2 separate regions of the Homo sapiens genome follow, and region 1 is linked to region 2. The links are chromatin contacts, found by Hi-C or POLR2A ChIA-PET in ENCODE. All regions are on one chromosome and are shown on one strand. Each heading gives the region's core, a stretch centred on a gene start or an enhancer-like site at or near the end of the contact. The rest is flanking DNA. Distances are from core to core; before and after follow the strand shown.

The links. A loop is a pair of places that touch in the nucleus more often than their neighbours do. ChIA-PET counts read pairs that join two places held with the same protein, here RNA polymerase II (POLR2A). Pooled maps may share reads with other maps.
Region 1: a map of endothelial cell of umbilical vein shows a loop between it and region 2 (7-fold over the local background). The contact joins the enhancer-like site here to the promoter of CCDC80 in region 2. A Hi-C loop is called at or near these places in 2 of 168 maps with a recorded cell type or tissue (PC-9 and endothelial cell of umbilical vein) and 5 of 50 pooled maps. POLR2A ChIA-PET finds 5 or more read pairs at or near these places in 11 of 52 experiments (A673, AG04449, AG04450 and 7 more).

What each region holds. Positions count from the first base shown.
Region 1 is chr3:112,602,100-112,607,549 of GRCh38, forward strand. It overlaps CCDC80 (coiled-coil domain containing 80), which reads right to left. Exons shown (of 8, transcript NM_199511.3): 7 at 5,077-5,157; 8 at 1-3,664. The coding sequence ends at 3,318. Among named protein-coding and RNA genes, the nearest start is that of CCDC80, 36 kb to the right of the region's middle. RefSeq lists an enhancer at 1,789-1,958. Within about 2 kb of position 2,597, at least 5 of the 41 ENCODE cell types and tissues checked have a DNase peak (open chromatin) inside an H3K27ac peak, as active enhancers do; they include PC-3, PC-9 and endothelial cell of umbilical vein, where a contact is called at or near this core.
Region 2 is chr3:112,637,992-112,642,974 of GRCh38, forward strand. CCDC80 (coiled-coil domain containing 80) reads right to left here and starts at 3,152. Exons shown (of 8, transcript NM_199511.3): 1 at 2,336-3,152; 2 at 37-1,925. The coding sequence starts at 1,914.

The DNA.
Region 1 (5,450 bases), core at 1,347-3,846, 36 kb before region 2:
CTTGCCATATTTCACACTGTTTCATTATTATCTCTGTTATTAAAATCTGTAGTCAACGATCTTTGATGTTGCTATTATAATTACTGGGGGCACCATGAACCACACTTATATAACACAGTAAACTTAATAAATGTGTGTATGTTCTGATTGCTCCAACAACCAACCTTTCTCCAATCTTTCTCCTTCTTCTCAGGCCTCCTTAGTCCCTGAGACACAATATTGAAAGTAGATCAATTAATAACCCTAAAATAGCCTCCAGGTATTTCAAGTGAGAGGAAGTTGCAATCTTTCACTTTAAATCAAAAGCTAGAAATGAATAAGCTTAGTGAGGAAGGTGTGTCAAAAGCTGAGACAGGCTGAAAGCTAAGCCTCTTATGCCAAACAACCAAGTTGTAAATGCAAAGGAAAAGTTCTTGAAGGAAATTAAAAGTGCTACTTTGTGAATGCATGAATGATAAAAAAGTAAAACAGCCTTACTGCTGATATGGAGAAACTTTGAGTCATCTGAATAGAAGATCAAGCCAGCCACAAAATTCCCTTAAGCCAAAGCCTAGTTCAGAGCAAGGCCCTAACTCTCTTCAATTCTATGAAAGCTAAAGGGAGGTGAGGAAGCTTCAGAAAAAAAGTTTGAAGGTAGCAGAGTCTGGTTCATGAGTTTGAAGAAAAGAAGCCTTGTGCATCCATAAAAGTGCAAAGTAAAGCAGCAAATGTTGATGTAGAAGCTGCAGTAAGTTATCCAGAAGATCTAGTTAAGATAATTAATGAAAGTGGCTACACTAAACAATAGATTTTCAAAAGAGATGAAACAGCCTTATATTGGAAGAAGATGCCATCTCAGACTTACGTATCTAGAGAGGAGTAGTCAATGCCTCACTTCAAAGCTTCAACCAACAGGCTTACTCCTTGTTAGAAGTTAACGCAGCTGGTGATTTTAAGTTGAAATCAATGCTCATTTACCATTTCCCCAAATCCTACGACTTTTCAGAATTATGCTAAATCTAATCTGCCTGTGCTCTATAAATGGAGCAACAAAGCCTGAATGACAGCATGTCTATGGACAGCATGGTTTACTGGACATTTTAAGCTCACTTTTTGAGTCTTACTGCTCAGAAAAAAAAAGAATCTTTTAAAAATATTGCTGTTCGGGCCGGGCGCAGTGGCTCATGCCTGTAATCCCAGCACTTTGGGAGGCCGAGGCCAAAGTCAGTAGTTCGAGACCACCCTGACTAACATGGTGAAACCCCATCTCTACTAAAAATACAAAAATAAGCTGGGTGTAGTGGTGGGCGCCTGTAAATCCAGCTACTCAGGGGTCTGAGGCAGGAGAATCACTTGAACCCCGGAGGCAGAGGTTGCAGTGAGCCAAGATCGCACCACTGCACTCCAGCCTGGGTGACAGAGCGAGACTCCATCTCGAAAAAAATATATATATATATAATATATATTATATATTTTATATATGTATATAAAATATATATATAAATGATCAGTTCCAGACCACTATAATATATATATATATAGCTGTTCACTGACAATATACCCAGTCACCCAAGAACTTGGATAGAGATATACAAGGAGATTAATATTTTCGTGCCTGCTAACACAATACCTATTGTGCAGCACAGGAATCAAGGAGTCATTTGCACTTTTCGTAAGACTATAACTGTCACAGATTGTGATCCCGCTAATGGATCTGGGCAAAGCAAATTAAAAACCTGGAAAGGATTCACCATTCTAGATGCTGTTAAGAACATCGTGATTCATGGGAGAAGGTCAAAATAGGAAGATCAATGAGTTCGGAAACTGATTCCATCCCTCATGGATGATTTTAAGAGGCCCAAGACTTCATTGGAGGAAGCTCTGCTATAGACATAGTGGAAATAGCAAGAGAACTGGAATTAGAAGTGGAGCCTGAAGATGTGACTGAATTGCTGCAATCTCATTACAAAAGTTTAATAGATGAAGACTTGCTTCTTATGAATGAACGAAGAAAGTGATTTCTTGAGATGGAATCTACTCGCGTAAGTTGCTATGTACATTATTGAAATGACAACAAAGGATTTACAACATTACATAAATTTCATTAATAAAGCAGCAACAGGGTTTGAGAGGATTGGCTCCAATTTCAAAAGAAGTTGTACTACTGGTAAAATGCTATCATACAGCATCACATGCTGCAGAGAAATCTTTCATGAAGAAAAAGTCAATCGAAGTGGCAAACTTCATTGCTGTCTTATTTTAAGAAATTGCCACCATCACCCCCAACCTTCAGTAACCACCACCCTGATCATTCAGCAGCCATCAACATCAATGCAAAAAGATTATGATCATTAGCAATTTTTAGCAATAAAGTATTTTTAAAATAAAACATGTACATTTTTTGGACATAAAGCTATTATACACTTAATAGACTACTAAAGAGTGTAAACATAACTTTTATATGCACTGAGAAACCAAAAATTTTGTGTGACTCACTTTATTGCGATATCCACTTTATTATGGTGGTCTGGAACTGATCCTGTAATATCTCCATGGTATGCCTGTGCTGTACAGGGGGTAAAGTGTGAGGGGTCAAGAATTTTCATGCCAGAAATTCCATAGCAGCCTACTAGAACTCTGGAAGTATCGCCTTTGGCTGCAGTGCCAGATTCTGGTGAGGATTTCCTGGACCCCGATTTATATCTGAAAAAACACTAAAAATAACAGAAGCAGGGCAGGAAGTGGCTATGATAACAAAGCTGGGCTTGGTACTTTCTCTGGCTTTTGTGGCCAATATTACTGGACTCCCGTGGTATCAAGTTTCATAAAAGAAACTCATACAAAGCAGAGATATCTTAATTATTTTCAGACTGGCATTTCAAAAAGTGTCAATTTAAGTAAGTATTATAAGTTATTTGTTCTTTGTTTTATCTTTTCAGATGTTTCTTGAAAACATTGTGGTGTGATCTTTAACAGAGTTTTCACTTACCAATTAATACAAAAAATAAGAAAAAGCTTTAAATACATATTTTATAAAATTTTATATGCCAAATAAGGTCCTTCATATAAGAAAAGGAAAATAATATCAATTTTCAGTACTATTATTTAGCACTAGAGCCCCTCCAGTTAGAAAAACAATTCTTTTAAATGTCTTTATGATTTGAGGTTTCAATAATAACTCATGAATAGGTGAAAGTTTGCTATTTATTTAGTCTTAGAAAAACACTGAAAGAAAAAGGCAGGAAATGTAGTACGCAGTGTGGAAGAATGGAGCTGGCCACATGTAGTTTTAGCAGCTGCAGAGGAAACTGGCTGAGTCTAAGGTTACATATTTCTGCTCAGTAAGGGTATCCATGGTGATAACTCTCATGATGACGGTAGTCATCCTGGTAACCATCCTGGTATCCTTGGTGGTAACTATGGTAACCATAGCCTGCATACTCATCTTCTGGGCAGCGCATCCCCAGTGACTGCTGAATCGCCATTTCCTGTCTCCGAAGTTGCATCGAATCAATTAAATCGTACACAATCACCATGGACCACATTGGGGAAGGATACCAGGATTTGACATTTCCGTCTTTTCCGACTAGAAGCATGGAGAAGTACTCCGGGCTCACTTGAAAATAGTTACGAATGTCTTTCACCAAATGGGCTGGTACGTCTTCTCGCTCAACAACAGAGCTCCCTAGAATAACATTGGAATAGTTATTGTTAGTAGATTAAACAGTCAGAGCCCATGAAAACATTAAAGTGTGAGGAAATTACTGTGAGAATAGGGAGGACCCATGAGCCTCTTCTCTTTAGTTCAAAATCTAATTAAAGAAGTTTGCTGGGGCTTTTTCTACTAGAAATTAAATGTCCCTGCTTTCTGCAACACGATTAGGGTCAAACTTTGGGGCACTCGATGTGTCTTTTGTAGGAATGTTACAAAGTATAAAACCAATTCCTTAATTTAATCCTGGCAAGACTAATTTCTTTAAAATTTGTCACTAACAAGGATTATATAGTTTATCTTTCTAAGTTTATTTCCAATTAGCTTAGTTACTTCTCTGTAACTACAGCTTACCTTTTGACACATCTTAATGATAAAAAGCTTATTTCATTGTTAAAAGTGAAAATATCAATTCTGTTAAGATCTAGAGGAATATTTAAACTATTGTGAATAGTGAAAAGAATAGAGGGGAAGGAGAAAAGGAGCTGACACTTTCAAGTCTGCTGTGTCCGGCATTCTGCCAAGTATTTTACACACATTATTTAAAGAGCTTGGTCTTGGAAGAAAGGACTGGATTTGCTTTCTGAAAACTTCAGTCAAGAGTCTTTTTTTGTTTTGTTTTGTTTTGTTTTGTTTTGTTTTGTTTTGTTTTTGAGATGGAGTCTTGCTCTGTCACCCAGGCTGGAGTGCAGTGGTGTGATCTCGGCTCACCGCAATCTCCACCTCCGAGGTTCAAGCGATTGTCCTACCTCAGCCTCCCAGGTAGCTGGGACTACAGGCGCATGCCACCATGCCTGGCTAATTTTTGTATTTTTAGTAGAGACGGATTTTACCATGTTGGCCAGGCTGGTTTCGAACTCCTGACCTCAAGTGTTCTGCCCACCTCGGCCTCCCAAAGTGCTAGGATTACAGACGTGAGCCACCATGCCCGGCTTCTCTGAGCCTTTTAGTGTATGTGTCTTTCAGCTTCTCTGAGCCTTTTAGTGTATGTCCTTATCTGTTGAAAGGGAATCAATGAGATATGACCTATGTGCCTCACAAAACTATTGTGAGAATTAAATGATATAAAATAGAAGAAAATGCTTTGTAAACCATAAGGACCTATACGGACCCCCAAAAAGCATTATTTTAGTTAAGAAAAATGGATATTTTTACTGTTACTTGGAATGGTTTATATTAGAAATAATATTAGTCCCTGTACTCCACACCCCTTCCCCTACATATCCCGTGCACACACAGGCACACATGCACAAATGCATGAAGTGGGAGGAGGATTCAATGAACTTTGTTCACCTTAGAGATACACCCACTGCTTGCATATAACTTAATGTAATTTAACTGAACTTAACACTAGTTCATACTGTTTCAAGATAACAACACATTACCATTAATTGGGAACAGTTCTAACACTCCCCCAACTTCCTCTCCAACGCCTAAAAGCTTCAGAATGGTTATGTGGCGCAGACCTGAGAGAAAAAAGAAAACCATAGGATTAGAGGAAAGGATTAGAAGTTATCTTTTACTTCAAAGCCCTGATATCTGACAATTAAAAATCTCTTAAATTTAAAAAGAATATAGAGCATAACCCGATTGAGAAGAATAATCCATTTTAAATTTTTACCATAAGGAAGAAAATACTTTCAAAACCTCAAAGAAGATGAACTGTGATTCTCATTCTACTAAATGACAAAAAAGAAAAGAAAAGATGAAGCCATGCTGGGCGCGGCGGCTCATGCCTGTAATCCCAGCACTTTGGGAG
Region 2 (4,983 bases), core at 1,902-4,401:
AGCCCATAGAAGAATGCCAAGGAGAAGGCTACTTACAAGGAGTCTTCGTTTGCCTTCAAAGGACCCCAGCAGGTCGGCCACTGACTTCTTGGGACTCTGCGTGAAGTGTTTGTTGGTGGGTTTCTGATAGCCATCCTGTTCTGTTTTACCTCCTTTTTTCTTCTTGCTCTTCTCTTTCTCTTGCTTGCTCTTTTTCTCAGACTTCTTCATTTGCTTTTCACTCTTAAGTAACTTGTCTGCGTTCTCATTCTTCATCTTTTTTTTCTTCTCCTTCTCTGGTTTCTCAAGCTTTTCATGCTTTTTAGACTCCTTTGCTTTTTTAAGGGGAACATTCCCCACCTGCAGCTCGTCCTCCAGCTGAGAGGCAGTAGGCCGGCTGAGGTCATACTTCTCCTCATACTCATTACTAAGAATTTTGTCCTGGGCCTTCTTTTTGGGAGGTTTCTCCTTTGCTGGCTTGGGAGGACCTGGCACCACATTTGGGTCTCGGTGGCCATGTTCCCGCCTGTCCATGCGGTTGTCCCGGAAACGGCCTGGGCCAGCAGCCCTTGTGCTGGGTTCTGAGATGGTGGTGGGAGGGGCATTTGTGAAGCTCTCCAAGCTGGTGGCCTTGCTGGGCCTCCTGGTTGTCTGTGGCCTCTCCCTGTGCTGATCCTTCCGGGATGGAGGGTAAAGATTCTCTGAAACTGAGGGTCTCCTGGCAGTGATCACCTCAGTGGTTGTAGGGGGCCTGTGGGAGGGTGAGGGGGTCCAGGGCCTCTGCGTGGTGGGAAAGGCAGTGGTGGTCATAGGTCTTGCAGCAACTGTTACCGCCCGGGACGTGGACCGAGTCACTGTTGTGGCTGGGGCAGGAGGAAGGGTGGTGGCTCTGGGGGTTGAGGGAGGTTGGGGCAAAGCTGGTGCAGTGGCGGCCAGTTTTCTCAGGACCTTCACCCGACTCTCTCTGGTTGGTGGGACTTGTGCTCTCCTTGGGTCCTCTTTCTTCTTCTCGCTGCCCAGGCTTGGCCTTCCTGCTCCCCCTCCACCGTCATTCCCCTCCGCCACCACCTGGCCCTCTACACCAGAGGCCTTACATTTCTGGACAAAGCCCTTCTGCCTGATCTTCTCGATCCTACGGATGGGGCCTTGGTCGATGACCTCGTACATGGCTTCCAGCCTAACGGGATATGGATAGCGCTCCTCCACCTGCAGCGTCTTCTTCAGCAGCACCATGCCAAACTTGCCCTTCTCCAGCTTCAGGAAGCTCATCAGCTTAGGGATGAGGCTAGGGTCCAGGGGCTGCTCCAGGATCTGGCCCTCGCTGGTGATCCTTCTCACCTTGCCTCCTTCCTCACCTGCCTGGTGGAAGAGCACAATCTGTTGGATGTGCCTCTCCGCCAGCTCACAGTACACATCGTCCTTCAGCAGGCTCATCATGAGGCGGTAGTAGCCTTCCGAGGCATGAGGGGCTGAGATGACCCATACTCTGTTCTTCCCTGCAAAGCTGGCAAGGATGTTGGGAGAGCTGGACCCCGAAGGGAAACGCAACATTCTTGACCGAGCTGAGGACCCCTCATCTCTGATCATCTCACGCGGAGAGCCCCTGGCTGCTGGTCTTTGCTCAGGTCTCACGGCGGCCCCATTGATGTCCGAGCGGGCTGGCGGCTCTGTTGGGCGAGCTAGTCTCAACACGGGCACACTCCTCCTTCTCTGGAGAGGCTGAAGGTTTGGTTCCTCCAGAGTGGATCTCTCAATTCCGCGAGACCTCCCAGTGTGCCTCAGAAACCGAGCTGGCCTACTGCTGTCCGGAGAAACCAAAGGCACTTTCCGTCCTCCGTGGCTGCCTCTAATAGTGGCATGGGGGTGGGGTTCTGATCCACACACTAGCCACATGGCCAACAGCATAGTGAAACGGGGTCCCATTCTCCATGTCATTGTGTAATCCACTTTGCGATGCACGGAGGTCATAAAACAAAGGGGAGGGGGAAAAAAGAAAGAAAATTATTTATCTGGAAACAGAGCTGGTCATTTTCTTTTTCTGTATCTCAGCCAAGGGGAGGGGAAAAGGTTGGTTAGAGAGAAGGAGGGAGGTCAGGAGATGGAAAATGGGATGAGATCCTGTTACTTTCAATCCCCTATAATTTGTTAGTGTTTAACAGAGACAGTTACATTAAGCAGGAAATCCAATTCAGTTTCCCAGTCAGCATGCTTGTACTGTTTCAACTAATGCTCTGGATGCTCCAAAGAAAATGCAAACTAGCATATTAATTATGACAACATTCACATTTCATTCCTTCAAAATAAGCAATAAAGAAACAAATAAACAGATCAAAGACAGAAAAGATTACACACTTACATGGTGGCTCATAGAGATGGAATGCAGAGGGTTGCAAAAGAAATCAGAAGTTTGGTTCCCAGGACAGTTTCCTAGATGAACTACTTTTCCTCCCAGCCCTCTCTCTCTTTACCGAGGGTGAGCAATACAAAAGGGGTGTGCTGCAGCTCCAGCTTTCAGAGTACCGCCACAGATCCACAGCCTGTCCTGATCTGAGAGCTGAGCCGATGCCTTTTCTTTCTGGCTGTGTCTTTTTACCTTCTGGACAAGTAGGATGAGGTGAAAGGAGCTGTCCTTCTAAGTCTTTGTATCTCCATTTGTCTGCAGTTTCTCCTCGGTCTCGTGTGTCTGTGTGTGCCAGTCCCTTGTGCTGACACAGGACGTCCCTTAAAGTCCAGTCCTGGCGATTTCTGAATCTCACTCTTTCCCTCTTTAAAGTTCCAGGATCCTTCTTATCTCCCTTTCCCCCATAGTCTGGCTTAGTCTCTTTGTTTCCGGGCGTAAAAGCACTGGGATTAATATGTTTTCCAGGCTGAGGGAAAACACAGGAATGTGATGTCGAAAAGGGACTTTTTTTTTCTTTCACTGTGCTTCTCTCCTCCCTTTATTTCTCCCTACCTTTTTCCTCCTCTTTTTCTTCTTCTTTTTCTTCTTTCTCTTGCCTGGATTCAGTCCCAGAAATGTTAGGACTACCTCAGTTTTGCTCCAAACCAAACTCAAACAACAGCAGCCACTGGAAATCAAGGAAACTTCACTAAGAATTTAACAGATCAGCAAAACACCGCCTCCTTCCCATTTTAGCACGTTCAGAGTGGACTCAGTGAGGAGTGAGAAGGCTGTTCTTTGGGGTGGGGTAAAGTTTTTAAACTCCACACATCATCATAAATCACTTTAGAAGAGGATGACTGGTGCCTTAACCCCTTCCAAACCAAGTCATCGGGGTAACTTCTCTTCCAGTCTGTTCTTACACTGTACTTTGGAAGGAGAAAATTCTCAGATTTCTGCATCAGGCTACATTCTTTTCTTAGAGACAGATACTCATTTGGGTCAGGGTGCTTGGCTGTGCTGACACAGACAGTATATATGTATTTATAGTCCCATGTGTATATTCTTATATCTTTCTCCCTGCTTTGTGCTTTTAGTTTGAGGTTGGAAAAGCCCATGGAAAACATGACTAGGTTGTTTTTATTTTATGCTAATTGGGGATCATATTACTGTGTTCTTGGTCCTAGTTTCTCCTCGGCATGGAAGGAAGCTGGTAAAAGGTTAGAAATGCAGGCAATGGCTGCAAGTCGAGATTGCAGTTGACTGTTACATCAGGGAACAGGCATTATGATCTCTAGCTTCAAAGCTCTGGCTGCAGATGGTAGACTAAGGGCTCCCTTGGAGGTCCCGAGTGTGTGTGTTTGTGTGTGTGTGTGTAGTGCAATATTTTCCTCTGCAGAGACTTTAGATGTCTGAAGGGCTTTAGGCAATCCATAGAAGTAGACTTATCAGGTTCTGAAAGAGAGAGTGAGGCAGCTTTGGGATTCCACCTCCTGAGTCTGCCATAAGGATTCAATGGAGAAGGAAGGGGTCTCAGGTTACGTGGATATTTCTTCCGGCCATGCTGGGCGAGCTGACTCTCCATGTCACTATTAACTGCCACCAACAGTGACAAGCCAGGGTTCTCAGAAACCTCCTTGCCAGCTCAGTCATGCTAATAGCGTCCCTCACTGGATCAAACTTCATCCCTAGTTGTTATGCCTTGATCAGCCCCATCTTGCCCTGGTCACATTTGACTTTTTTCACATAAGCTACGAGCATGGAACTGAGAAAGTCCTGTATAGAGGTTAACTATAGAGTTGCCCGGCCACACCTTGAAGTCCCAGGGGTACCAAGAAGGATGGCCAGCCCTGCTGTGGCATTCTCTCAGACACTTGTAAGGATAATAACAAAAGTGGGCTTCAGGCAGAGACCCTCTGTCCACTGGAGTCATAGATTGCAGCCTTCGTGGTATTCACCTGTTGGGTTGATCAACCTAGCCTTGTGCTAAGTTGGAGGGTCCTAGATGTTACTTCCTTTCTCATAATTTTCTAAGGCGTCCTACACTATCCTTACTGAGCTTTCTCCCTTCTGGCTTTTCATTTCCTCTTCTCTTCTCTCTGCTTATAACAACTACCATTTATTGAGCATTTACATGTGAAGCTTTGGGCTTAGTATTTTTGTGAATTCTTTTATTTAACCCTCACAGTATCCTTAGAAAGTAAACAGAATGATCCTCATTTTATAGATGAGCAAACTGAGGCTTGGTGAGTTTAAATAAATTGCCTATTGTCCCACAAAAGGTAAGCAGTAGCTCTGAAATTTGAACCCAGGTTTAGAACAGCCTACAAAGCGTGATGCTATCCTGCCTCTCTCTTTAATTTTCTACTCATACCTTCAGTTTTTTCCCTTCCTTCAATTCCTTTTTGCATTTCCCACATTCGTAGAAGAGTTTCATTTATTTGTTCAACCAGAGTACTTACACTTTTAGAGTCCTACTGTCTGGGATAATTGTGTAACTGTACTTTTTGCTTTTCTCAATAGGTCCTTAAAGCCCTTTATTATTTTTCTTGAATAAGTCATGACTTACACAAACCTCTCCATGATGTGCACAACATTTGTCACCTGTGCGCTGGTAAAGCTGA